Linked DNA regions of Homo sapiens: region 1 is linked to region 2. Evidence: read pairs that join two places in POLR2A ChIA-PET (ENCODE). Cell type or tissue: K562. All regions are shown on one strand. Each heading gives the region's core, and the rest is flanking DNA. Links, peaks and the distances in the headings are about the cores only. Region 1 overlaps MYO1C (myosin IC). Region 2 has its middle 51 kb from the start of TRARG1.

Region 1 (10,203 bases), core at 1-8,000, 140 kb after region 2:
ATTATCCTTCTTGCCCTTGAAGATCTCACTAGCCACGGCCTTCTGCTGCAGCTGAGGAGACAAGGGGGGTGAGGAGAGTGTCATGGTGGGGAGCACCATCTTGGGGGGGCAGAGCCAGCCTTAGGACCTGAGACAGCCTCCCTCACCCGCTTGCTGGTCCCTCTCTGGCTCAGCACCAGGAGGCTGAGCCCTGCCCCCCACACGCCCATCAACCCTCCACTTCCTGACCCTCTGCCGCCACCAAGCACTCCCCAGCGGGGTCATGAAGGCACTGCGGGGTTTTGAAACTGGCCTTGGTAATGCTTCCCCACCCCATCAGGCCCTGGTGGCCCTGAGACTCAGCTCCAGCTTGGGGTCTTGTAAGCAGCAGATCACTAATACTCAAGGTTACTGGGTGGGCCCTTTAGCATCATCCAATACTGAGTTGGCAAAAACACGGCACATCAACCAATGCCTGTAATCAGGGCAGATATCACCAATCGACCCGAGTGAAGACGCAGACTTTTCAACACAGGGTTCTGAGCAGTCTCTACCAATCAAGGGCAGTTGGCCCACGATATGAACCCTACTGGCCACCCCAGCTGTACTCCAGTGTCCACTTCCTACACGAGGCCCAGCAGGGCCTGGCATCCAACTGAGGTCACCGGTAGACCGGGGTAAATACGGTAGACTAGGGTAAATAGAGCAGACCGGGGTAAATAGAGCAGACCGGGGTAAACAGAGTAGACCGGGGTAAATACGGTAGGCGGGGTAAATATGGTAGGCAGGGCAAAATACGGTAGACCGGGGTCAATACTATAGACGGGGTAAATACAGTAGATTGCGGTAAATAGAGTAGACTGGGGTAAATACGGTAGGTGGGGTAAATACAGTAGACCGAGATAAATACGGTAGGCGGGGTAAATACGGTAGACTGGGGTAAATAGAGTAGACCAGGGTAAATACGGTAGATCGGGGTAAATACGGTAGAACGCGGTAAATACGGTAGACCGGGGTAAATGCCCCTCCAGGCGGACACCCTTTGAGCAATGCTTGCGACTCCCTGACTCCACTTCCTCATCCTCACCCAGCCCCGCTCTCCGTACCTGCTGCTTCCACTCAGGGCTGATACTCCGGCAGTATTTCCACACCATGTTCTTTATGCACAACTCCCGCAGAAGCTCTGAGGCCTAAGGGGAGGAGTGAGGTCAGAGGTCCTGGACACCCTGGGCCCTTCCCTCTGAAGACATCGAACATATGCTACTGCATCCTTTGGATAAGTAACACCCCCTCCATCTGGAGACGCTTCCGGTCAAGAGACCTTACTCGGCAGGGCGCGGTGGCTCACGCCTGGAATCCCAGCACTTTGGGAGGCCAAGGTGGGTGGATCACCCGAGCTCAGGAGTTCAAGACCAGCCTGGCCAACAGGGTGAAACCCCGTCTCTACTAAAAATAAAAAAATTAGCCGGGCGTAGTGGCGGGCGCCTGTAGTCCCAGCTACTCAGGAGGCTGAGGCAGGAGAATCGCTTGAACCCGGGAGGCGGAGGTTGCAGTGAACCGAGATCATGCCACTCCCTGGGCGAAAGTGTGAGACTCCATCTCAAAAAAAAAAGAGACCTTACTTTTCACTGCTCAGCTCTGGTCCGGGCCCTCCGTGAGCCCTCCCTGACCAATCCTTTGGCCCGAAGAAATCAGACCCTTCTGCTGTGTACTATGATGGTCCCTAACTTGGCAGGGGGTGCCCACAGACCTCACGCAGGGCAGGTGGGGGCGTGGGCCACGAGGTGTCCAGGACATTCTGGGGCAGCTGCCGCCTCAGGTTTAGCAAAAAAGAGGTGCGCACATGGTCCAGGAAGAAGGCGTTCTCGGGGCAGCGGGGGGCGTGGCGCAGGACGAAGCCTCGGATGAGCCTGGGGTGGGGGGCCAGACAGGGTTGGGGGTGAGGGGCCTGGCGGTGAACCACCCCCCACGCCCTGCTCTGCAGCCCCCACAAGGCACCCTGGCGCTCACCGCCGGATGGTCTGTGCCGCCCACTTCCTCTTGGCTGCCTTCCTCCGGCCCAGTGTTCCACGCCACCACGACTGGATGCAGATGGCTGTCGTGGAGACCACAGATGGCTGAACTCTATCTTCTTACCATGGTGGCCCCCCCTGGCCCCAGACCCCGCCCCTCCTGAACACCCATGGGCCCGCGAACCTGATCTCTTCACCCGGAGGAATTTCTGCCGCCAGTGAAAGCCCCTCCAGGCAGCTTGGATCTTTGTGGCTGCGGTTGGGAAAGAAAGGCAATTGGCCAGAGCGCGGGGAGCCAGCTGGGAGCCTGGTGCCGTGTGCGCTCCACGAGTGGCATGAATGGGAGAGTGGCTGAAGGAACCAACGAGCAGGAGGAGAGTGGTGAAGAAGAATGAATGTGGGGACTGCCCGGAAAAGGGGGGCGGCGGGTGGGATGGTGGGCGTGGGGCTGGAGCTGGTGGGGAGGGGCTCCAAGTCGGCCATTGGACTCTCTGGAGAAGGACTCCCTGGAGCTGGGCGTGGGGCTGGAGCTGATAGGGAGGGGTGGACTCCCTGGAGAAGGAGCCCAAGGGAGTGACTTCCCTGCTTCCCAGAAGGGACCCCGTGCAGCAGGAAGGGTAGGCCTCTCTCTCACCCAGGCTCTGCCGCCGGACCTCCAGGGCATCCTCTGTGGCAAACAGGGTCTTGGGGAAGCGGATGAAGATCTTGGTCCTGGGAGAGCAGTAGTGATCAGCCCGGGGTTGCCACTCCCATTCCCCGCAGGCACCCGGCACGGACACTACCCACCTGCCCATCTTGTACTCTTCTGGCTTGTAGCCCAGGTGTCGGACCAGCACAGCCACCCCATCCTGCGGCCGTCCTGCCCACGTGGGCCACGTCTCTGGGCACAGTGACTTGTACCTGGGGACAGGAATGCACGCGGCTCCCACCCCAGTCAGCAGCCTGCCCTGGGGACCCCAATCAGCTTTCTCTGGGCACCTGCTGGGTGCTCCCACTGACTCGTTCACAGCTAGCAGGAGGCTCACTCGGTCACTGCCCCCATTTTAAAGATGAAGAAACCGTTCTTATCTACCTAAGGCCAAGTAACTAGAAAGTGGCAGAGATGAAATTCAGTTTGACCCCCCAGGCCCCCGACTCAGAAGAACCACAAAGCTGCTCCACCCTTTCGGAGCCCCTTGGAAGCTGCCCTACAAGGCTTGCTGTCTGCCTCTGGTGCCCGGCACGTGGACGGAGGCCTCCTGTACCCCTGACCGGGTGCTCCTGGAGGGCACGGCCTGGGGGAGCCGGGTATTCTTTCCACCCAGCCTGATGTCAGGACCGCAGCACCAAGGGCCTCCACCAAGGGCAGCCCAGGGCCTCCGCATCCGCATTTCTAAAATGGGGCCGAGAACCCTTGTCTGCCCTCATGGGACCTAGGGGCTCCTACCCTCCCGCTCCCCTTCCCTGGCACCGAGCAGGACCTGCCCCCACCTTTGCAGGAAAGCTTCGTATTTGCGGCGATAGGCAAAGCCGGCTCTGCGCACGCGCAGGTTTTCCAACAGCCCCAGGTACTTCACCTGGTGGCGGATCAGCACCTCGTCAAAGCGGCCTGGGGTAGGGGGAGCGCCGTGGTCAGCGGGCTGGCGCTGACGGCCTGTCTCCTGCAGGGGAGGCCCGGCCCCGAAGTCCCCCGTGGGAGGGGCCTACCGGGCTGTTTGGCATCATTGGGTTTGATGCAGCGGACGTAGGCGGGCTCCTTAGACTGCAGGATCTCCACCAGCTGCAGGAGGCTCATCTTGAACTGGGTGGCGACCTGGCGAGCCAAGAGGCATGGGAGGTTGGCCGGAGCTGGGCTAAAGCTGCTGACCCCAGCAGCGAGTACCCCACTCCCCTGGCTGGTGACGCGCGCAGCAGCCTCTGATTCTGCCTGGTCCTTACTCCTCCCACCACAGCTTCCTCGCAGCAGAGGAGGGGGCCAGACTCCACCCCTTACCCCTCTGGCTGGGCGAGAGACCTCAGTCTACGAGCCTCACTCCAGCCTAAAACTCCTGCTCAGGTCTCCCAGCAACCTCAGTGCTACACCTCCCTTTAGTGGCCCTTCTTTTTCTTTCTAGAACTTCAGGGCTGCGTTCCTAAACAGCATGTCCCATGCTACGCATTCAGCTAGTATCTGGGTATGCTGCTCTGCGGGACCTGGAAGGATCTCAGGCCTGGCGGAGGAGCACGCTCCTTGGCAAAGACTCACAATCCCGGTGTTCCGAGAGTAGCAGGTGTATGCCTGTGGGTTCTGAGAGCCCCACAAAGGGACAATTCATCCAGTCTGAGGGTTAGGGGGCACCAGGTGACGTCTTCTGGAAATGACGCTCTGCTGAGCTTTAAAGGATAAGGAGGAGGGGCGGGTGAAGTGGCTACAGGGAAGGACTGAGGGGGAGCTGCTAAGTACTCCGGCAAGATCCAGTGGCTGGACAAGGGAGACAAGGAGAGAAAAGAACGAGGGGGCCGGAGCCGGGCGCGGTGGCTCACGCCTGTCATCCCAGCACTTTGGGAGGCCGAGGCGGGCGGATCACCTGAGGTCAGGAGTTTAAGACTAGCCTGGCCAACATGGTGAAACCCCATCTCTACAAAAATAAAAAAATTAGCCGGGCACGATGGCGGGTACCTGTAATCCCAGCTACTCGTGAGTGTGAAGTGGGAGAATGGCGTGAGCCCAGGAGGCAGAGGTTGCAGTGAGCCGAGATCGCGCCACTGCACTCCAGCCTGGGTGACAGAGCGAGACTCCGTCTCAAAAACAAAAACAAAAACAAAAAAGGGGATGACACCCAGGTTTCTGGCCTGGGGGACTGGGTCAAAGAAGGAGAAAGCCTGGAGGGGCAGACCAAGGGCCCGTTTGTTATAGACCAGTGGGATCTAGGGTGCCCTGGGGCCACCTAGGGGAAGAGGATGAGATACACGAGTCTGTGGCTTGCTGGAGAGGCCTGGGCGGGAGGGTGTGTAGGCATCCTCAGCAGGGAGACGCTAGGGCCGGGAGGATGTGGTGCTTCGGGAGAGGGTGGGGTGGACGGCAGCAGCGGGCAGGGGCACAGTGAGCCACACCCTGGGCAGCATGTCGCCTGCATGCCCTCCCTGCCAGGCAGTCTGGCTTCCACCTCCCTATGGACTCACTGACCTCACTCTTCTGGGGCTCCCCTGACCCTCTTTTTGCCAAGCCCAACAGCCGTACCTCCGCCTTCAGCTCGCTGGAGCCCTCCCTGCATCTGGCACCCTGGCCATGCCTGCCTTTCCCCCGGTCCTTCTCCTTGATGCCATCGCTTTCCTGCTCACCTCATGGCCTTTTTAGACTCTCTGTGTCTGGACTGGGCCCTCACTATAGGTTCATCTGACATTCCCAAGTCATCTCCAATGCTTCCTCCTCCAGGGAGCCTCCCCAACCCCTCACCCCTTCCGCCCCGTCAGGCCGTTTGCTGTTCCCTCTTCTAAGTTTGCAAAGCACCCTGTGCACATGTTGCTGCAGGCACACCCACTCATTGTGGTACCTCAGTGCCTGGCAGTGTCTGCTATAAATGTCTGCTGAGTGGGTAGACACATGACAGCAACCGCACAGAGGCAGCTGTCAACATATGGGCACCCACAGAGACAGACGTACACAAGGATTCCCCTACAGACACAGCCCACACTGAAGACACACGACTCCACTATAGACACAGCACACACACACAAGTAGGCAAACAGGGACAGGCGTGGTGGCTCACACCGGTAATCCTAACACTTTGGGAGGCCGAGGCAGGTGGATCACCCGAGGTCAGGAGTTTGAGACCAGCCAGGCCAACATGGTGAAACCCCATCTCTACTTAAAATACAAAAAATTAGCCGGGCATGGTGGCAGGCGCCTGTAATCCCAGCTACTCAGGAGACTGAGGCAGGAGAATCGCTTGAACCAGGGAGGTGGAGGTTGCAGTGAGCCCAGATTGCGCCACTGCACTCCAGCCTGGGCAACAGAGCGAGACCCTGTCTCAAAAAAAAAAAAAAAAAAAAAAAGTAGGCAAAGAGGCACCTAAGGCAGCCCCCTACAGACACCTGCAGATGTGCACGGGCTCACACGCGTTCACACGCACGCTGCCAGCTCCCAGGCTCACACAGGCCCTCATGCACACTCAGGCGCATGCACCCCTGCGCCCGGTCCCGCCACCTCCTCACCGTCTCTGGCCGCTTCTTGTCACTGAGCTCGCTCCGGTCAAAGCACTGGCTCATAATGGGATTCTTTGAGCTACACATGGTCTGTGTGGGCAGAGCCGGGGTCAGGGTGGGGCACAGGGACAGGCAGGACAGGCTCCTGGACACAGGTGCAGAGCTGTGGGCTATCCCCACCCCCACCCCGGCCTCCCCACGTCCTCCTCACCTCCTTAAGGTTCCGGAAGAGAAGGTCATTGTTTTTGTCCAGAAACCCTGGGAGGGGAGAACCGACGTGAGGTGAGACAGAGCCTCCCCGCAGGCCCCTGTGGGGACACAGCCCCAGGATCCTCACCGGTCACGCTGTAGGTCACCTCCCCCGCATAGTGCAGAAGGCGGAATTCCCCTCGGCCCAGAGATTTCCTGGTCCGCTGGTCAGCCAGCTTGTGCCTGGGGGTGACAGGGAGGAAGCTGCAGATGGCTGCCGGCCTGAGCCAAGCCCTCTGCCTGCTGAAAGGGCCTCAGGAGCAGGAACCAGCTGCCCAGGTGCACCCCAGGCCGGGCACAGTGGCTCACGGCTGTAATCCCAGCAGTTGGGGAGGCCGAGGTGGGTAGATCACAAAGTCAGTACTTCGAGACCAGCTTGGTCAATATGGTGAAACCCCATCTCTACCAAAAATACAAAAATTAGCCAGGCGTGGTGGTGGGCGCCTGTAGTCCCAGCTACTCAGGAGGCTGACAAAGGAGAATCGCTTGAACCTGGGAGGCAGAGGTTGCAGTGAGCCGAGATGGTGCCACTACACTCCAAAAAAAAAAGAGCAGGTGCACCCCCAGGGCTGGGTCACTGAGGCAGGCCAGGCAGGGCCAGTGGCCTCCCTGATCAGAGCGGACCATGGAGGCTCAGAGAGGTAGATGGCCTTGGCCAGGGCCACACAGTGCCAGGACCGGGACCTGGGCCTCCTGACGGCCAGGGTACGCTGCAGGGAGGGAAACTCTCGTTGCTTCGGCCGCTGCGGGCTCTGCTCAGAAGGGGTGGTGAGCTGCGCACTACTTTTCAGAATGGAATCTGCTGCCCCAAGAGAGCACTTAAGTCTTAGGCGTGTTTATACCCTTTCACCCATTTGCTTTTAAGAACTATTTCAAGCAGCTAACCAGAGACACGGACAAAGATTGAAGGCACGGAGATGTTTGTGGCAGCCTTGTGATTCCAGCAGAAACCTGGGAGGCTGGCCAGGGGCCCCGAAGGGCTGGGTGAGAGAGGGGAGTATCTGTGGGTCAGAACCGCTCCAGGAAGTGTTCTGAGGAAAATGTTGTTTGATGATACGGGAAAATGTGCAGGATATTTACCCTGAGCCTTATACACAAGTTCTCGACTACGAAAAAAAATGCATAGAAAAAGGCAGGAGGGAAATGCCTCACACAGTTAACAGCCATGGCCTTTGGGCGACGGGATCACAGGTGGCTTTTGCGCACATTCCAACTTTGCTGTAATAAGCAATATTATTTTTATAATCAGGAACAAGTTTTTAGTATTTATTATTTAATGAATCAGGCAGCCCCTAAACCCGAATAGATTCAGAGAGACTCCTAGAAACAAGTCTTTTTTTTTTTTTTGAGACGGAGTCTCACTCTGTCATCCAGGCTGGAGTGCAGTGGCACCATCTCAGCTCACTGCAAGCTCCGCCCCCCAGGTTCAAGCAATTCTCCTAGCTCCCAAGTAGCTGGAATTATAGGTGCCCACTACCACGCCTGACTAATTTTTGTAGTTTTAATAGAGATAGGGTTTCACCATGTTGGCCAGGCTGGTCTTGAATTCCTGACCTCAGGTGATCTCTGCCCACCTAGGCCTCCCACAGTGTCGGGATGACAGGCGTGAGCCACCACGCCCATCCAGAAACAAATTTTCAATATATTATTATGCAAAAAATACTCATGGCTTTGGCATTCAACAGCCCTGGCACTGACCCCAGCTCGGCAACCCAGATGAGAGCTAATTTTGGGGAAATGACTTCGCCTCTTGGAGTCTCAGTGAGAAAACACCAAGAACCCCTCAAGGAGCAGCTGCAGGTGAAGCGACGACATGCACAGCATGCATCAGACCGCGCTGGACAGAGGCGCTTGTTCCTGTTTCTACCTCTCCCCACTTCAGAGGATTCCTTCAATAAAAATCAATTTCCAAACAAGGAAGATGAAAAATCTTAGCAAGTTTCATTCTCAAACAAGAAGAAGGAGGAAGCCAGGCTACTAGTGTCTTGTTTTTTGTTTTTTTTTTTGGGGTTGAAGTCTCACTCTGTCGCTCAGGCTGGAGGGCAGTGGTGCGATCTCGGCTCACTGCAACCTGCACCTCCCGGGTTCGAGCGATTCTCCCGCCTCAGCCTCCCGAGTAGCTGGGATTATAGGCACCTGCCACCACACCCAGCGAATTTTTGCATTTTTAGTAGAGACTGGGTTTCACCATGTTGCCCAGGCTCGTTTTGAACTCCTAACCTAAGGTGATCCACCCGCCTCAGCCTCCCAAAGTGCTAGGATTACAGGCGTGAGCCACTGCACCTGGCCTTCTTTCTCTTTTTTAAAAAATTCATTATTTATTTTTTTCCCTTTTTTTTTTTTTTTGAGACGGAGTCTCGCTCTTGTCACCCAGGCTGGAGTGCAGTGGGTTGATCCTAGCTCACTGCAACCTCAAAACTCCAGGGCTCAAGTGATGCTCTTGCCCCAGCCTTCTGCATAGATGGGACTCCAGGCGTGTCAGCATGCCTGGCTAAGCTTCTTAGTTTCTGGACACATGTGAGGGGTCCTTAACTCAGCACCGTCCCTGGTCACCTCCTTGTGGCTGGTGTTTTGTGATGGCGGAGGGACTCCTGCACTCCGCAGGCTCTGCTGCAAGTGAGCCCTTGCCCCCAGCAGCCCCGCAGCCCCACTCACGTCAGGAAGTGTGGATGGTGCTTGACAGTATCCTCCAGCTTCTCCAGGAAGGTCAGGTCTGTGGCCTCCCCGGGGCGCAGACACTCCTCATCCTGGGGGGTGTGGCACAGGGGGAAGGACGTATGGGGGACAGGTCAGAGCGCACAGAGGATTGGGGTCACCGTGCTGGGAGGCACAGACACAGGGGAGGGGCAGATCACAGGGAGTCTCCACAGAGAGCTTCCAACTGGGGCGGCACCTCCCTCCATCCTCCATTCACAGCTCTGCCCTGTCTCTACTCAGCCCCAAACTCTGGCCCTCCGTGGACCAGCCTGGAGAGAACGGAGAAGGGGGACATCCTCCCACCCAGCCTCCAGCACCAGGCCTTGGAGGCGCAGAGGACTCACCAAAATCGAGATGATGCCCTTAAACTTCTCCTCCACCAGATCACAGATGATTTTGTTGTTGAAATACTGGACGGGCTCCCACTGAGGGGCAGAAGGGAAGGAAGGGATCACCGTGGGGTCCTGGCACCCTCTCCCAGGGGCCCCGATACCCAGGCTCCCCGTGGCCCACGGAGAGTGCCCCCAGGCTAGCACACACCGCGATGCCCTCTGCCTCGTACTCCTCCTGCTCCGACTTGAGCGTGAGCTCGATGAAGAGCTGCTGCAGCTTCTCGTTGCAGTAATTGATGCAGAACTGCTCAAAGCTGTAAGGAAGGAGAAGAGCCCACAGTGGCTCAGTGGGGACACAGGACCAGGAGAGGGGAAAAGCTGGACGACGCCCCTGAGCACAGGAGGTGAGAAACACAGAGACAGTCCCCGGCTGGCTGGGGAGTCACAGGGCAGGAATGAGAGGCTGGAGGACAGAAGAGAGGGAGCAGGACAGGAGACCGGGAGGAGAGACGGGGGAAAGATGGCACCGACCTGTTATGCTGAAACACTTCAAAGCCATAAATATCCAGGAGCCCGAGAACCGTGGTGCTCCGCCAGCTGGGGCTCTCCACGTCCTAGGGCAGTCATTCAACCGAAGGCGTGGGCCCCCTGCGCGTGCCAGCCCCACCCTGCAGCACCCCCCGCCTCGCCGACGGCCCTCCCTTCTGCCTTGGGAGCAGTGTGGACCGAGCCCTCACCTTGGAGGCCAGCGACCTGTTGATCTTCCCGAC
Region 2 (15,637 bases), core at 5,393-13,392:
ACTAAAAATACCAAAAAAATTGCCAGGCGTGGTGACAGATGCCTGTAATCCCAGTATAACTATAGTAGACGTCCGAGGGCCCCTTTCTCCAGGAAGCAAATATTGTCACCCAAAGCTAGATGTTTTTGCCTGATGTGAATATTCTATTGTTTAGCTACGTGATGTGCTTCTGGATGTTAAAAGCTCAGCTCTGAACGGACTCCTTTAGGCATCAACTGTTTCTGTGGCTAATTGGCTGTCTGGGGAGGTACATGCAGCAGCAGCAGCAGTAATAAAATACTGATCTTTCAGCCAAGCCACTTAGAAAGAGCCGGGATACCCCGTTCCTCCATGAATCAGCTTTTTTTTTTTTCTTTGAGATGGAGTCTTGCTCTTTCGCCCAGGCTGAAGTGCAATGGTGCGATCTCGCTCACTGCAAGCTCTGCCTCCCGGGTTCAAGTGATTCTCCTACATCAGCCTCCGGAGTAGCTGGGACTACAGGCGCCCGCCACCACACCCAGCTAATTTTTGGGGTTTTTTTTGTTGTTGATGTTGTTGTTGTTTGTTTTTTGTTTTGAGACGGAGTCTCGCTCTGTCACCCAGGCTGGAGTGCAGTGGCGCGATCTCAGCTCACTGCAAGCTCTGTCTCCCAGGTTCACGCCATTCTCCTGCCTCAGCCTCCCCAGCAGCTGGGACTACAGGCGCCCGACACCACACCCGGCTAATTTTTTGTATTTTTTGTAGAGACAGGGTTTCACCGTGTTAGCCAGGATGGTCTCGATCTCCTGACCTTGTGTTCCGCCTGCCTCGGCCTCCCAAAGTGCTGGGATTACAGGCGTGAGCCACCGCGCCCGGCCATTTTTTATTATTTTTTATTTTTATTTTATTTTTAGTAGACACCATGTTGGTCAGGCTCAAACTCCTGACTTCAGTTAATCCACCCGCCTCAGCCTGCCAAAGTGCGGGGATCACAGGTGTGAGCCACCGCACCCGGCCGCATCAGCATTTTTGAAACACCTGCTTATGACTTTGGAGGAACCAGATGGGATGTATAGATTCTTTGAGAGCAGTGCCGGTGGCTTGAAGATATTCAGCACCAAGGCCAGTGACCCAAACCCCAAGGAAGTTAAGAAGCCATGGCCGGGCAAGGTGGCTCACGCCTGTAATCCCAGTACATTGCGAGGCCGAGGCGGGCGGATCACCTGAGGTCAGGAGTTCGGAACCAGCCTGACCAACATGGCGAAACTCGTCTCTACTAAAAATACAAAATTAGCCAGGCGTGGTGGCGGGCGCCTGTAATCCCAGCTACTCGGGAGGCTGAGGCAGGAGAATCGCTTGAACCCGGGAGGCGGAGGTTGCAGTGAGCCGAGATCGCACCACTGCACTCCAGCCTGGGCGACAAGAGCGAAACTCCGTCAAAAAAAAAAAAAAAAGCCATAAAGCAGAAGTTCTCAACCCTGGCTGCAGATTGGAAGAGCTTAAACACACACACACACACACACACACACACACACACACACACACACAGTGTCTGGGCTCCACCTTAGTCTAATTGGATCAAAATTGGATCAACAGCACTGGAGAAGTAGATTCTGGCATTGCTACTGCTGTTTTTAAAACCCCGCTTTTGCTGGTGATGCTAACATGTAAAAAGGATTGAGCATGCCTGCAGTAATGAATGGACAAACAGGAGGTGGAGTGTTCCAAAGAATAGGTAGCACTATGGAAACCATAAGACTTTGAGTCTAAAAGGAACCTTGCAAAGGAGGTCATCTGCCTCCTCCGCCCTGCTTCCATGGTCATTTGCCTCCTCCGCCCTGCTTCCCGGTCATCGCCTCCTCCGCCCTGCTTCCGGGGTCATCCGCCTCCTCCGCCCTGTTTCCGGGGTCATCTGCCTCCTCCGCCCTGCTTCCGGGGTCATCGCCTCCTGCTTCCGGGGTCATCGCCTCCTCCGCCCTGCTTCCGGGGTCATCGCCTCCTCCGCCCTGCTTCCGGGGTCATCTGCCTCCTCCGCCCTGTTTCCGGGGTCATCTGCCTCCTCCGCCCTGTTTCCGGGGTCATCCACCTCCTCTACCCTACCTCCATGAAAACTATTCCTGGCGCTCTCTAAAGAGATCAGTGCTACCCTCCACTCCAGGGTCATCTCGCTTGGCCTCTCTACTTTTTATATCCACAAGGTCAAGAAATAGCCCAGACATTCCTCTCAGCCAATTGGAGCACTCGACGGAGCCCAGTTCATAAAACACACACACACACACACACACACACACTCACACACACTCACACACTCAGAAACCACAGGGCTGTAGATATAACGGCAGTCTGGCAGTTGGAGAATGTATCCTGCTTTCAAGATTTTTCAAAAGGAAAATCAAGTGTTGCTTGGTTATTTTAATGGAATAAAAATTGGAAACCACTTTAAAGTTAAACATAGGATGTTGGTTATATTTGAAAAGTTAATTAATCAGGGGTTGGGCATCTGCATAATAAAATTCAATGCAGCCATTACAAAGTATGCTTCATATGAAAGTTTAATGACACGAGAAGCTATGCATGCTGTTACATGAAAAATGGATGTACCATATGATCCCAATTTTGTAAAAAAAAAATGCTTGGAAGTTTTTAGACATTTAAAACAAAAATATGCAGTGTTAACAGCTATTATCATAGAATGTTGGGGAAACAGATAATTTTTATTTTCCTTGTATTTTTATTTTTCTATCTGATCCTTTTTTTTTTTTTTTTTTTTTTGAGACAGAGTCTCGTTCTTGTTGGCTGGAGTGCAATGGCGCGATCTCGGCTCACTGCAATCTCTGCCTCCCGCATTTGAGCAATTCTTCTGCCTCAGCCTCCCAAGTAGGTGGGATCACAGGTGCCTGCCACCAAGCCCGGCTAATTTTTGTATTTTTAGTAGAGACGGGGTTTCACCATGTTGGCCAGGCTGGTCTCAAACTCCTGACCTCAGGTGATCCACCCACCTCGGCCTCCCAAAGTTCTGGGATTAAAGGCGTGCGCTACTGCACCCGGCCTTGATCCATATTTTCTATAATAAACACATATTGATTTTGTCAGAAAAAAATGTAATAAAAATGCTTAGATGCTAGACCAGTGGATTGATCCATGAAAATTTGCCATTTTCAACAGAAGATTGCTGGGAGCTTTGGGCTAAAATAAAATTTCATACCATAATCAAAGACATTCAAATAATAACAATATAGATTCTTTCCTGGAATAAACAACTTCTTTAAGGCAAATGTCCACATTTCCTTGGAGTTAAATATTAATCTGATAGAACTCAGCCTAGGAGATGAAATTTAGTTTATGTGAAATTTTTATGAACTAATAAATGGGCTGGATCAAACAGCAGGACCAGAATAGAGTCACAAAGAGGTGTTACAAGATCAAGCATTTACTGTGAATTCTCCATTGCTTTCTTAAAAGGGTATCAACTTGGATGAGGCACTTACCTACCTAGCGTCTACAGCATAGCACCTACACGCCTAGACAGTGTCCCGGGTGGGAAGCCGTGCTGGAAGCGGAAAGCGGCTGTGAGAAGGGAAATTAGCAAGACCCTTATCCGAGGCGAGCTGGGAGAGCCACTCTTGGGTTCTCTTTGCATAGGTCACCTTCAGCAGGAAGTTTAAAAGCTGGAACCATGTTCAGTTAAATATAAATATCAAGTCGTGCTTGATGGGGTTCCAGAGGAGCCACGGCCCAGACGCCATAGTCGCCAACTGTGCACCACCATAAATGATCGGATATGATCCGATGCACAGGGCTCACGGCTCCATTAATGGTTCAGTGCTCCAATCTCCTACCAGAGTGGAGCTTCTGAAGTGCTCTTGGCTAAACAGAACAGTCTCCATCCATCCATTAAGAAACATGTTTTCAATACTGATGTTTTCAAAGCAACCTATTTCTCTTGTTAAAAACATAATTCAAATAATTTAAAAATGCAGTCTGGGCCGGGCACAGTGGCTCACACTTGAAATCCCAGCACTTTGGGAGGCCGAGGCAGGAGGATCACTTGAGGTCAGGAGTTCGAGACCAGCCTGGCCAACATGGGAAAACCCCATCTCTCCTAAAAATATAAAAATTAGCCTGGCATGGTGGCGCCCGCCTGTAGTCCCAGCTACTCAGGAGGCTGAGGCAAGAGAATCACTTGAACCTGGGAGGCAGAGGTTGCAATGAGCCGAGATTGTGCTACTGTACTCCAGCCTGGGCAAAAGAGTGAGACTCCATCTCAAAAACAAAAAAGAAAACAGGAAGGACCATTTAGGTAGTGTTATGGACTGAATATTTGTGTCCCTCTAAAATTCATATGTGGACGGCTGGGCGCGGTGGCTCACGCCTGTAATCCCAGCACTTTGGGAGGCCGAGGAGGGCGGATCACGAGGTCAGGAGATCAAGACCATCCTGGCTAACACGGTGAAACCCTGTCTCTACTAAAAATACAAAAAATTAGCCGGGCGTCGTGATGGGCACCTGTAGTCCCAGCTACTTGGGAGGCTGAGGCAGGAGAATGGCGTGAACCCGGGAGACGGAGCTTGCAGTGAGCAGAGATCGTACCACTGCACTCCAGCCTGGGCAACAGAGCAAGACTCCGTCTCAAAAAAAAAAAAATTCATATGTGGACATCTGAACCTCCAATGTGATGGTATTAGGATGTGGGGCTTTGAGAGATGATTCGGTCAGGCAGGCAGAGCCTTCATGAATGACATTAGTGGCTGTTTTTGTTTTTTCTTTCTGGAGATGGAGTTTTGCTCTTGTTGCCCAGGCTGGAGTGCAGTGGTGTGATCTTGGCTCACCACAACTTCTGCCTCCTGGGTTCAAGCGATTCTTCTGCCTCAGCCCCCCGAGTAGCTGGGATTACAGGCGCCCGCCACCACACCCGGCTAATTTTGTATTTTTAGTAGAGACAGGGTTTCTCCATGTTGGTCAGGTTGGTCTCAAACTCCCAAACTCAGGTGATCCACCCACCTCGGGCTCCCAAAGTGCTGGGATTATAGGCGTGAGCCACCGCACCTGGCCAAGCTTAGTGACCTTTTAAGAAGAGATATAGGGGGCCTGGCGCGGTGGCTCACGCCTGTAATCCCAGCACTTTGGGAGGCCAAGGTGGGTGGATCATGAGGTCAGGAGATCGAGACCATCCCGACTAACACGGTGAAACCCCGTCTCTACTAAAAATACCAAAAAATTAGCCGGGTGTGGGGTGGGAGCCCATAGTCCCAGCTACTTGGGAGGCTGAGACAGGAGAATGGCCTGAACCCGGGAGACGGAGCTTGCAGTGAGCCGAGATCACGCCACTGCACTCCAGCCTGGGGGATAGAGCAAGACTCCGTCTCAAAAAACAGAGACACGAGGCTTGCTCTGTCTCTCTGTCTCTGCTGTCTGCCAGGTGGGGACGGAGTGTCCATCTGCAAACCAGGACCCTCGGCCGACGCTGGGTCTGCCTGCACCTTCACCTCAGACTTCCCAGCCTCCAGAACGGTGGGAAATATAGGTTGTTCAAACTACCCAGTCTATGGTAATTTGTTATAGTAGCTTAAACTAAGAAAGATAGTTTTTGTCTTTGTTTTCTTTTTAAAGTGTACAATTCTGGCTGGGTGCGGTGGCTCACGCCTGTAATCCCAGTACTTTGGGAGGCCAAGAGGCCGAGGAGGGTGGATCACCTGAGGTCAGGAGTTCGAGACCAGCCTGGCCAACGTGGCAAAACCCCGTCTCTACTAAAAATACAAAAATTAGCTGGGCGTGGTGGTGGGTGCCTGTAGTCCCAACTACTAGGGAGGGTGAGGCAGGAGAATCCCTTGAACCTGGGAGGCGGAGGTTGCAGTGAGCCGAGATCACACCATTGCCCTCCAGCCTGGACGACGGAGTAAGAATCCGTCTCAAAAAGTAAATAAATAAATGGCACAATTCAGTGGCATTGAGTACATTCCCATTTGTGTAACTACCACTTCTACGTGGTTTGAAAACACCTCATGATTCCAAAAGAAATCACCATACCCGTTATGCAGTCCCTCCCATAGGTTTTAAAACAAGGAGGAAGTGGCCTGGCACGGGTCTCTGACCCAGTACCCCACAGAGACAGCCGGAAGGACTCTGAGCCAGTACCCCACAGAGACAGCCGGAAGGACTCTGAGCCAGTACCCCACAGAGACTGCTGGAAGGACTCTGATCCAGTACCCCACAGAGAAACACTGGAAGGACTCTGACCCGGTATCCCACAGAGATAGCCGGAAGGACTCTGACCCTGTACCCCACATAGATAGCCGGAAGGACTCTGAGCCAGTACCCCACAGAGACCGCTGGAAGGACTCTGATCCAGTACCCCACAGAGAAACCCTGGAAGGACTCTGACCCAGTACCCCACAGAGATAGCCAGAAGGACTCTGACCCTGTACCCCACAGAGATAGCTGGAAGGACTCTGAGCCAGTACCCCACAGAGACAGCCAGAAGGACTCTGACCCAGTACCCCACAGAGACCGCTGGAAGGACTCTGATCCAGTATCCCACAGAGAAACACTGGAAGGACTCTGACCCAGTACCCCACAGAGACCACTGGAAGGACTCTGACCCAGTACCCCACAGGGACCACTGGAAGGACTCTGGCCCGGTACCCCACAGAGACTGCTGGAAGGACTCTGACCCAGTACCCCACAGAAACCATGGGAAGGACTCTGACCCAGTACTCCAGAGGGCCCACTGGAAGGACTCTGACCCAGTACCCGACAGAGACCACTGGAAGGACCCTGACCAAGTACACCACAGAGACTGCTGGAAGGACTCTGACCCAGTACCTCAGAGGGCCCACTGGAAGGACTCTAAGCCAGTACCCCACAGAGACCGCTAGAAGGACTCTGACTCGGTACTCCACAGAGATTGCTAGAAGGACTCTGACCCAGTACCCCACAGAGACCACTGGAAGGACTCTGACCCAGTACCCCACAGAGACAGCTGGAAGGACTCTGACCCAGTACCCCACAGTTCTAAGGAAGAGGGTTAGTCCACGGAGCTGCAGAGGTGCCCGCTCCGGCTCTATGGGGTCAGCAGGAGGTGACTCAGGACCACCTCTGAAGATGGGCTTTGGGTCCTGAGCTCATGCACACAAGCAAATTGGTGTTAAAACCCGACAGCGTTTGCTTGTATTCCTTTCCCCAGTCACTCAGCAACCACTTAATGCAGACAGTGTGCCAGATGCTGAGGCCACTGCCCCGGGGTGAGTTATGAGGGGGTCAGCCTCTCCTTCCTTTGCCTTCCCATCCCCACCGAGAGAGGAGAAGCAACTCCGGCATGGGGTGGGAGGGCAGGACGTTGGGAGGCAGAGGGAACTCCATAGAGCTTCCCCGGAGACTAGGGAGTGGTGGGGAGGACAGGCCACTGGTGCCAACCTGTGACTGCTCCCGCCTATGTCCCCTCCCTCACAGTTCCCCTGGGAGTGCCAGCCCCTTGACCGGTGGGATGCGGCCCACCAAAAACCCAGGGCATCCTTAGCAGAGACCTCTCTCAGACACTGGCAGCTTCAAGGGATTACGTGGCTCAGTTGGCAGCATCTCAGGGGGGTCCAGTGTGGATTTGAGTGTTTTCCTCAAATGCCCGGACGGTGAAAGACTCTTGGGAACTCTGCATAACGCAAGAGGCAAAGGGAAGGAGACTCAGTATGACTAAGATTGATTTCACTTTTGGTAGCCCAGTAGGATAGGGGCTCCGAGATGGGTTGAGCCTAATTCAGGAGTGACATGACAGTTTCTGCATAAAGTTCATGCACATGATACAGAGATGAACAGCACATGCCCCCCAGCTCTCCGGGGACTGGCAGTCTAGTGGAAAACTGCCCGGGCCCCCACATTATTTCTTGAGAACATTCTGAGGAATTTTGTACCCTGGTGATCCTTTATTTGATGTTGTCTCTACAAGTTCGCAAAGTTGCTACAGCCCATTGTGCAGATAAAAAAACGAAACTCGAGTAATTTAGTGACTTTCTTATAGCCTAATAGTATCCGATTCAGCTGGGCAAAGTGGCTCACAGCTGTAATCCCGGCACTTTGGGAGGCCAAGGCAGACACATCACCTGAGCTCAGGAGTTCGAGACCAGCCTGGCCAACATGGCGAAACCCCCTCTCTACTAAAAATATAAAAGTGAGCCTGGTGTGGTGGCAGGCACCTGTAATCCCAGCTACTCGGGAGGCTGAGGCAGGGGGAATCGCTTAAACCCGGGAGGCGGAGGTTGCATGCAGTGAGCCGAGATCGCACCAATGCACTCCAGCCTGGATGACAGAGTGAGACTCTGTCTCAAACCAAAAAAAAAGCAAGTACCATTACCTCAGTAAGTGAACACAATTGTATTGGGGTGTGTGTGTGTGTGTGTGTGTGTGTGTGTGTGTGTAAGTTCTGGGGTACCTGTGCAGGAGGTGCAGGTTTGTTACATGGGTAAACATGTGCCATGGTGGTTTGCTGCATAGATCAATCCATCCCCTGGGTATTAAGCCCAGGATCTATTAGTTATTCTTCCGGATGCTCTCCCTCCCCTGCCCCTCTCCCCGACGGGCCCCAGTGTATGCCGTTCCCTGCCATGTCTCCAAGTATTTGGTTAGTGTGTGTGTTTTAAGAGACAGGGTCTTGCTATGTTGGCCAGGCTGGTCTTGAACTCCTGGGCTCAAGTAACCCCTCTGCCTTGGCCTCCCAAAGTGCTGGAATAACAGATATGAGCCGGCCGGGTGCAGTGGCTCATGCCTGTAATCCCAGCACTTTGGGAGGCCAAGGCAGGAGGACCACCTGAAGTCAGGAGTTCAAGACCAGCCTGGCCAACATGGTGAAACCCTGTCTCTACTAAAAATACAAAATTAGCTGGGCGTGGTGGTGCATGCCTGTAATCCCAGCTACTCGGGAGGCTGAGGCAGGAGAATCGCTTGAACCCGGGAGGTGGAGGTTGCAGTGAGCTGAGATCATGCCATTGAACTCCAGCCTGGGCAACAAGAGCAAAACTCCAGGCCGGGTGCGGTGGCTCAGGCCTGTAATCCCAGCACTTTGGGAGGCTGAAGCAGGCAGATCACAAGGTCAGGAGATCGAGACCATCCTGGCTGACACGGTGAAACCCCGTCTCTACTAAAAATACAAAAATTAGCTGGGCGTGGTGGCAGGCACCTGTAGTCCCAACTATTCGGGAGGCTGAGGCAGGAAAATCGCGTGAACCTGGGAGGCAGAGCTTGCAGTGAGCTGAGATCGCGCCACTGCACTCCAGCCTGGGCGACAGAGCAAGACTCTGTCTCAAAAACAAACAAACAAACAAACAAAAACAGGTGTGAGCCACCATGCTGTTGTGTGTTTTGGGTCTAACGTATGAAGCAAAGGGCTGGTCAGACATCTCATGGGTACCACCACACACGGTCACAAACAACAGGGAGCTGCACCGTGTCCTTGAAGAGAGTGATGACAAGTTGTAAGCTGCTGAGGAAGATAAGGAGGCAGCTCTGTGCAGGGTAGGTTGAGAGGGGTTACATGAGAGGCAGGGCACTGGCTCAGAGGTGGCTGCCATGGAGTCAGGTTGAAAACAACGGGGCCCCAGCCAGTAGAGCACGCAACAGAGGATAGAACAGGAAACAGAGAGGACGCAAGGGCGTGTTCCAGGGTGAAAAACACAAACTGCCATATTCATTTAGTAAAAACTTGCCACTTTTGGGGAAACGATTGTTTTTTGTTTTTGTTTTTGTTTTTTGAGATGGAGTCTCGCTCTGTTGCTCAGGGTGGAATGCAGTAGCGTGATCTCAGCTCACTGCAACCTCCGCCTCCCGGGTTCAAACGATTCTCCTGCCTCATCCTCCTGAGTAGCTGGGATTACAGGTGCCCGCCACCACGCCCGGCTAATTTTTGTATTTTTAGTAGAGACAGGGTTTTGCCATGTTGGCCAGGCTGGTCTCCATCTCCTGACCTCAGGTGATCCGCCCACCTCGGCCTCCCAAAGTGCTGGGATTATGGGCGTGAGCCACCGCGCCCGGCCACTAGAAGAGTTTTACTACACGTGTTACGGAGTAATGAAATGGTTCACTCGTTTCAGCATCAAATCATCTTTTCAAAGTAAACTGCATTTCTAACCGCTTCTTCTTGAGGCAATAAAAAACACAGTGCCATCTCATCTTTATTTTGTGCTACTAGAAGATGCTATCCGTTAAAAATGACTGTGTTCCCCAAGAATGTGTTCATATAATTTTGGATGCAATGCAAAATACTTTTTATGGTGGTCTTCTACCAAACACAAAAAGCAGTACCGAACCTGTGAATGCCGCAAGCTACACACACCCTAGGAGAGAGCGCCCCCTTGTGGGAATCAGTCACATCAACAGATTCAGACACACCAACAGCTGGCTCCAACGCGGGGAGCACTCAACAAGTCTTGACCCTTCTGTGTTCTGATTTCAACAGCTTTGATTGATTGATTGATTGACTGACTGAGACGGAGTCTCACTCTGTCCCTCAGGCTGGAGTGCTGTGGTGCGATATCGGTTCACTGCAACGTCCGCTTCCCGGGTTCAAGTGATTCTCCTGCCTCAGCCTCCTGAGTAGCTGGGACTACAGGCGACCCCCCACCAAGCCTGGCTAATTTTTTGAATTTTTAGTAGAGACGGGGTTTCACCGTGTTAGCCAGGCTGGTCTCGAACCCCTGACCTCGTGATCCGCCCGCCTCGGCCTCCCAAAGTGCTGGGATTACAGGTGTGAGCCACCGTGCCCGGCCCTGCAATTCCTTTTCTAATGAAAAAAGTCATTAGGAGAATAAAATGAATTTGCATGGATAAAGCACTTTCTATGAAAACATAAAACATTTGCTACACAAGTCAATGAATTAATAAACATGGAAAACCACATAACACACATATATTCAATAACACCTGCTTTCAAAGGTGGTCACGTTCTTTCAAAAATAGTTCAGTCCTTCCGTTCTTTGCTCCAGACCCACTTTTATATGACCCAGGACAAAACAGAAAATTTAAAAACATTTTTGGCAGAGAATACAAAATCAGATTAAGTGACAGACCATAGTGATACTGAAAATACATAACTTGAGCCACTTCACAGTTTTGAATGAACAGAGTGTGTAATCCTTTTCATTTCCCCCTAAAAATGATATCTATTTAAAATAGATAAATATTAATGCCTCTCTATTTGGGGCCTAACTATTTACTGTTTTTCACCCAAATAACTCAACATTCTGAAACAAACAAACAAAGGATCTTACTTTTCCTTTGTCTATTATCCCTGATATCTTCATTTTCTCCAAGTAGAAGTATTTTCTCCAAGTGGAAGCAATTTAGCATCTGGCACATGGGGTGGGAAAGCTATTGAAATGGAATGTTTTTCCCTCGCAATAGTACATGCAGTCAACCAACCAAAGTCTGAAGAACACTGAAATCGAGCCAACAAGTTTCTTTTTTTTTTTTTTTTTGTTTTTAAGACAGGGTCTCACTTTGTCACCCGGGCTGGAGTGCAGTGGCACAGTCTCGGCTCACTGCAGCCTCCTCAACCTCCCAGGTTCAAGTGATCCTCCTGCCTCAGCCCCACAAGTAGCTGGGACTACGGGCGCCCGCCACCACACCTGACTAATTTTTGGTATTTTTTATAGAGACAGTGTTTCTCCATGTTGCCTAAGTTGGTCTTGACCTCCTGAGCTCAAGCAGCACTTCCCAAAGTGCTGGGATTACAGGCGTGAGCCACCATGCCTGGCCCAAAATACTTAAAATTCAAGTTAGCTGCACAAATACTACAGTAAGACAAAAGAGGCCGGGCGCATTGGCCCGGGGTCACGAGGTCAGGAGTTCAAGACCAGTCTGGCCAATATGGTGAAACCCCATCTCTACTAAAAATACAAAAATTAGCCGGGCATGGTGGCGGGCACCTGTAATCCCAGCTCCTTGGGACGCTGAGACAGGAGAATCGCTTGAACCCGGGAGGTGGAGGTCGCAGTGAGCTGAGATCATGTCATTGCACTCAAACCTGGGCGGCAGAGCAAGACTCCGTCTCAACAACAAAAAAAAAAAGACAAAAGACAGTCGTGCTGTTAAAACGGAAATACTGGGTGACAGGCAGTGCCACTGTGTGAAGCAGAAGCACCAGCAAGGAAAGCAGAATGGTCTCACCAAGAACACACTGGACTCGGGAGACTGATGACCTGATGACCTGGATTTAAATCTATTCCGCATCATTTCACACCCACTTCACCTTCGACAAGCGTCTCAATACTTAATTTTGTAAAATGAGACTGATAATTTCTATCTTAACCAAAAGATTATTATGAAGCCAAAAAACAGATAATACATGAAAAAATACTGTGTAAGTTACTATAGATCTGTTATCCATATACAATGTTACGTGTTATGACTGCACCTCATCTCACTAATCATATTCTGCCTTGTATCATACTAACCTGAGTATCTGCCTTAATTCCCTCGAGCACCGAGATTAGAAACTCGTATGGGGCCATGTTGGTCTTTTTGAGGCAGGAAAATAGGGTCTGGAGTCAGGGAACATAAGGCACATTCACACTTCAGCTATGACAGGAAACATCCCCTCCGTGGGGCGTAAGCCAAGTAAATGACTTTGTAACTTTCCTACCTCCTCTCCTTTCACATACGGCGTACCCCAAGTAGAGGGTATTCAAACTCACAAAAACTCTGCAAGGCGGCCTCTGAGCCCCTGTGCCCGGGCTGCCCCCACACTGTGGAGTGTGCTTTCATTTCCAATAAATCCCTCACTGCTCCCTTGCTTGCTTTGTGCGTTTTGTCCAGTTCCTTGTTCAAGACGCCAAGAACGGCTGGGCACAGGGGCTGTCACCTGTAATCCCAGCACTTTGGGAGACCAAGGCAGGTGGGTCACCTGAGGTCAGGAGTTCGAGACCAGCCTGGACAACATGATGAAACCCTGTCTCTACTAGAAACACAAAATTATCCAGCTGTGGTGGCGGGCACCTGTAATCTCAGCTACTCGGGAGGCTGAGGTGGGAGAATCGCTTGAACCCAGGAGGTGGAGGTTGCAGTGAGCCCAGATTGCGCCACTGCACTCCAGCCTGGGCAACAAGAGTGAAACTCCATCTCAAACAAACAAAAAAAGTGGGCAAAGGACATGAATAGATATTTCTAGAAGAAGATACACAAACAGGCAACACATATGAAAAAAATGCTCAAAATCACTAATCATCAAGGAAATGCAAATTAAATTACCAGAAGGAGAGACCACCTTACTCCTACAAGAATGGTTGTAATTTAAAAGTCAAAAAGCAATAAATGTTGGCTTAGATATGGTGAAAAGAGAACACTTGGCCGGGTGCAGTGGCTCACACCTGTAATCCCCACACGTTGGGAGGCCAAGGTGGGTGGGTCACTTGAGGTGAGGTCAGGAGTTTAAGACCAGCCTAGCTAATCTGGTGAAACCCCATCTCTACTAAAAATAGAAAAATTAGCCAGGTGTGGTGGCACACGCCTGCAGTCGCAGCTACTAGCGAGGCTGAGGCAGGAGAATCTATTGAACCTGGGAGCCGGAGGCTGCAGTGCGCCGAGATCGCGCCACTGCACTCCAGCCTGGGAGACAGCGAGACTCCGTCTCAAAAAAAAAAAAAAAAAAAAAAAAAAAAAAAGAGTTCGAGACCAGTCTGGCCAATATGGTGAAACCCCGTCTCTAATAAAATACAAAAATTAGCCGGGCATGGTGGTGTGCACCTGTAGTCCCAGCTACTCAGGAGGCTGAGGCAGGTGATCCACCCGCCTTGAGCACCCATGTCCAGCCCAGAAAAACAAATTTTAAAAAGAATCAGGGCCAGGCACAGTGGCTTGTGCCTGTAATCTCAACACTTTGGGAGACTGAGGCGGGAGGATCGTTTCAGCCCAGGAGTTCGAGACTAGCCTGGGAGAAACTCCATCTCAACGTGGAGAAACTCCGTCTCTACAAAAAATACAAAAATTAGCTGGGCCTGGTGGCACGCATGTAGTCCCAGCTACTCGAGAGGCTGACGTGGGAGGATCACTTTAACCGGGGAGGCAGAGGTTGCAGGAGCTGAGATTGTGCCACTGCACTCCAGCCTGAATAACAGCGTGAGAATCCGCCTCAAAACAAAGAAACAAAAACCACACACACACACACACACACAAGTTGTACTAGTGGTTCCAGCCAGTGCAAGTGGGCAAGATAAACGCATAAAAGAATTAAAACTGTATAGATTCATAGACATGATTATGTAGAAAACCTGAAGGAATTTACAAGCAAAAGAAAGCAGCCCACTAGAACTAATACGTCCGTTTAGCAGGGTTGCAGACTAAAATATTAATAGACAAAAATAAATTATATTTCTTTAAAGTAGCAACGAGCAATCAAAAGAAAGCTTTGAAATGTAAAAAGCAAGCATTTGCAGTCCCATCAAACATTATTAAATGCTCAGGGGAAGATGTGAGACAATCATTGACAGACCTGTACACACTGAACAGCACAAAACATTACTTAAGTTAAAGAAGGCCCAAACAGGCCGGGCGCGGTGGCTCACGCCTGTAATCCCAGCACTTTGGGAGGCCGAGGCGGGCGGATCACGAGGTCAGGAGATCGAGACCAACCTGGCTAACGCGGTGAAACCCCATCTGTACTAAAAATAGAAAAAATTAGCCGGGCGTGGTGGTGCGCTCCTGTAGTCCCAGCTACTTGGGAGGCTGAGGCAGGAAAATCGCTTGAACCCAGGAGGCGGAGGTTGCAGTGAGCCGAGATCGCACCACTGCACTCCAGGCTGGGCAACAGAGCGAGATTCCGTCTCAAAAAAAAAAAAAAAAAAGAAAAAGAAAATATAGAGATGGCAAATGGCACATAACAAGATGGTCAATATCAATTCCTAGTCACTAGAAAATAGGCATTAAAAGTGCAAGATACCACCATAAACCTATCGGAGAGGCAAGATGTCAATGCCGGACTATGCTGAGTGCTGGAGATGATGTGGAGGAATGGGAGCGTTCATATGCACTGGTGAAAACGTCAAATGGTACCACCTTGTAAAACTACTGGATAGTTTCCAAAAAAGTTAAATATACTCCTGCCATGCCATCCAACCATTCCGCCATTTATCCACAAGAAAGGAACGACATGCCCATATAAAGACTTATACGCAAACACTTACAGGTGCTTTATTTGTCATGGACAAAAACTGGAAACACCCAAATGTCCATCAAATAGGTGAATAAACAAATTGAGGTATATCAAACAATGGAATACGTCTCAGCAATAAAAGGAATGAAAGGAATAAAAGGAATAAACTACTGATACGCACAGCTTGCAGTGAGCCGAGATCACGCCACTGCACTCCAGCCTGGGAGACAGGGTGAGATTCCATCTCAAAAAAAAAAAAAATGTTAATAGCTCCCCAGATCGATTTATAGATTTAATAAAATCATAAGCAAAATCCCAGCAGGTTTCTGTTGTTGCTGGTCTGTTACTGAAATCGACAAACTGATTCTTAAATGTATGCGGAAATGCAAAAACCAATAAAATCTTGAACAGCAAACCTGGAGGCCTCACGTTACCGAATATTGAATTATTTTAAATCTAGTGTGGCACTGGCATTAGGACAAATAGACCGATGAGGAAATACATTGTGCTAGGACCATTGGATCTCTATATGGAAAAAATTTTAACCAT

The links. ChIA-PET counts read pairs that join two places held together with the same protein. Peaks named below come from ENCODE experiments on the same cell type or tissue, not always from the same donor. Only the 100,000 strongest peaks of a DNase experiment are listed, where the experiment ranks them.
Region 1: POLR2A ChIA-PET joins it to region 2 with 5 read pairs; 4 of 35 experiments call an interaction of 5 or more read pairs at or near these places.

Annotation. Positions count from the first base shown.
Region 1 is chr17:1,468,446-1,478,648 of GRCh38, forward strand. MYO1C (myosin IC) reads right to left here. Exons shown (of 32, transcript NM_001080779.2): 10 at 10,171-10,203; 11 at 9,965-10,047; 12 at 9,642-9,747; 13 at 9,446-9,526; 14 at 9,060-9,151; 15 at 6,493-6,587; 16 at 6,367-6,413; 17 at 6,165-6,245; 18 at 3,678-3,783; 19 at 3,462-3,579; 20 at 2,778-2,891; 21 at 2,626-2,702; 22 at 2,176-2,244; 23 at 1,990-2,074; 3 more. Among named protein-coding and RNA genes, the nearest start is that of CRK, 17 kb to the left of the region's middle. RefSeq lists enhancers at 92-712, 6,387-6,516, 6,667-6,736 and a silencer at 5,487-5,576. In K562, for the core only: a CTCF peak has its summit at 4,890 (motif pointing left); no DNase peak of the experiment used is centred there.
Region 2 is chr17:1,322,435-1,338,071 of GRCh38, forward strand. No RefSeq gene overlaps it. Among named protein-coding and RNA genes, the nearest start is that of TRARG1, 51 kb to the left of the region's middle. In K562, for the core only: a CTCF peak has its summit at 10,295 (motif pointing left); DNase peaks (open chromatin) are centred at 9,437 and 10,307.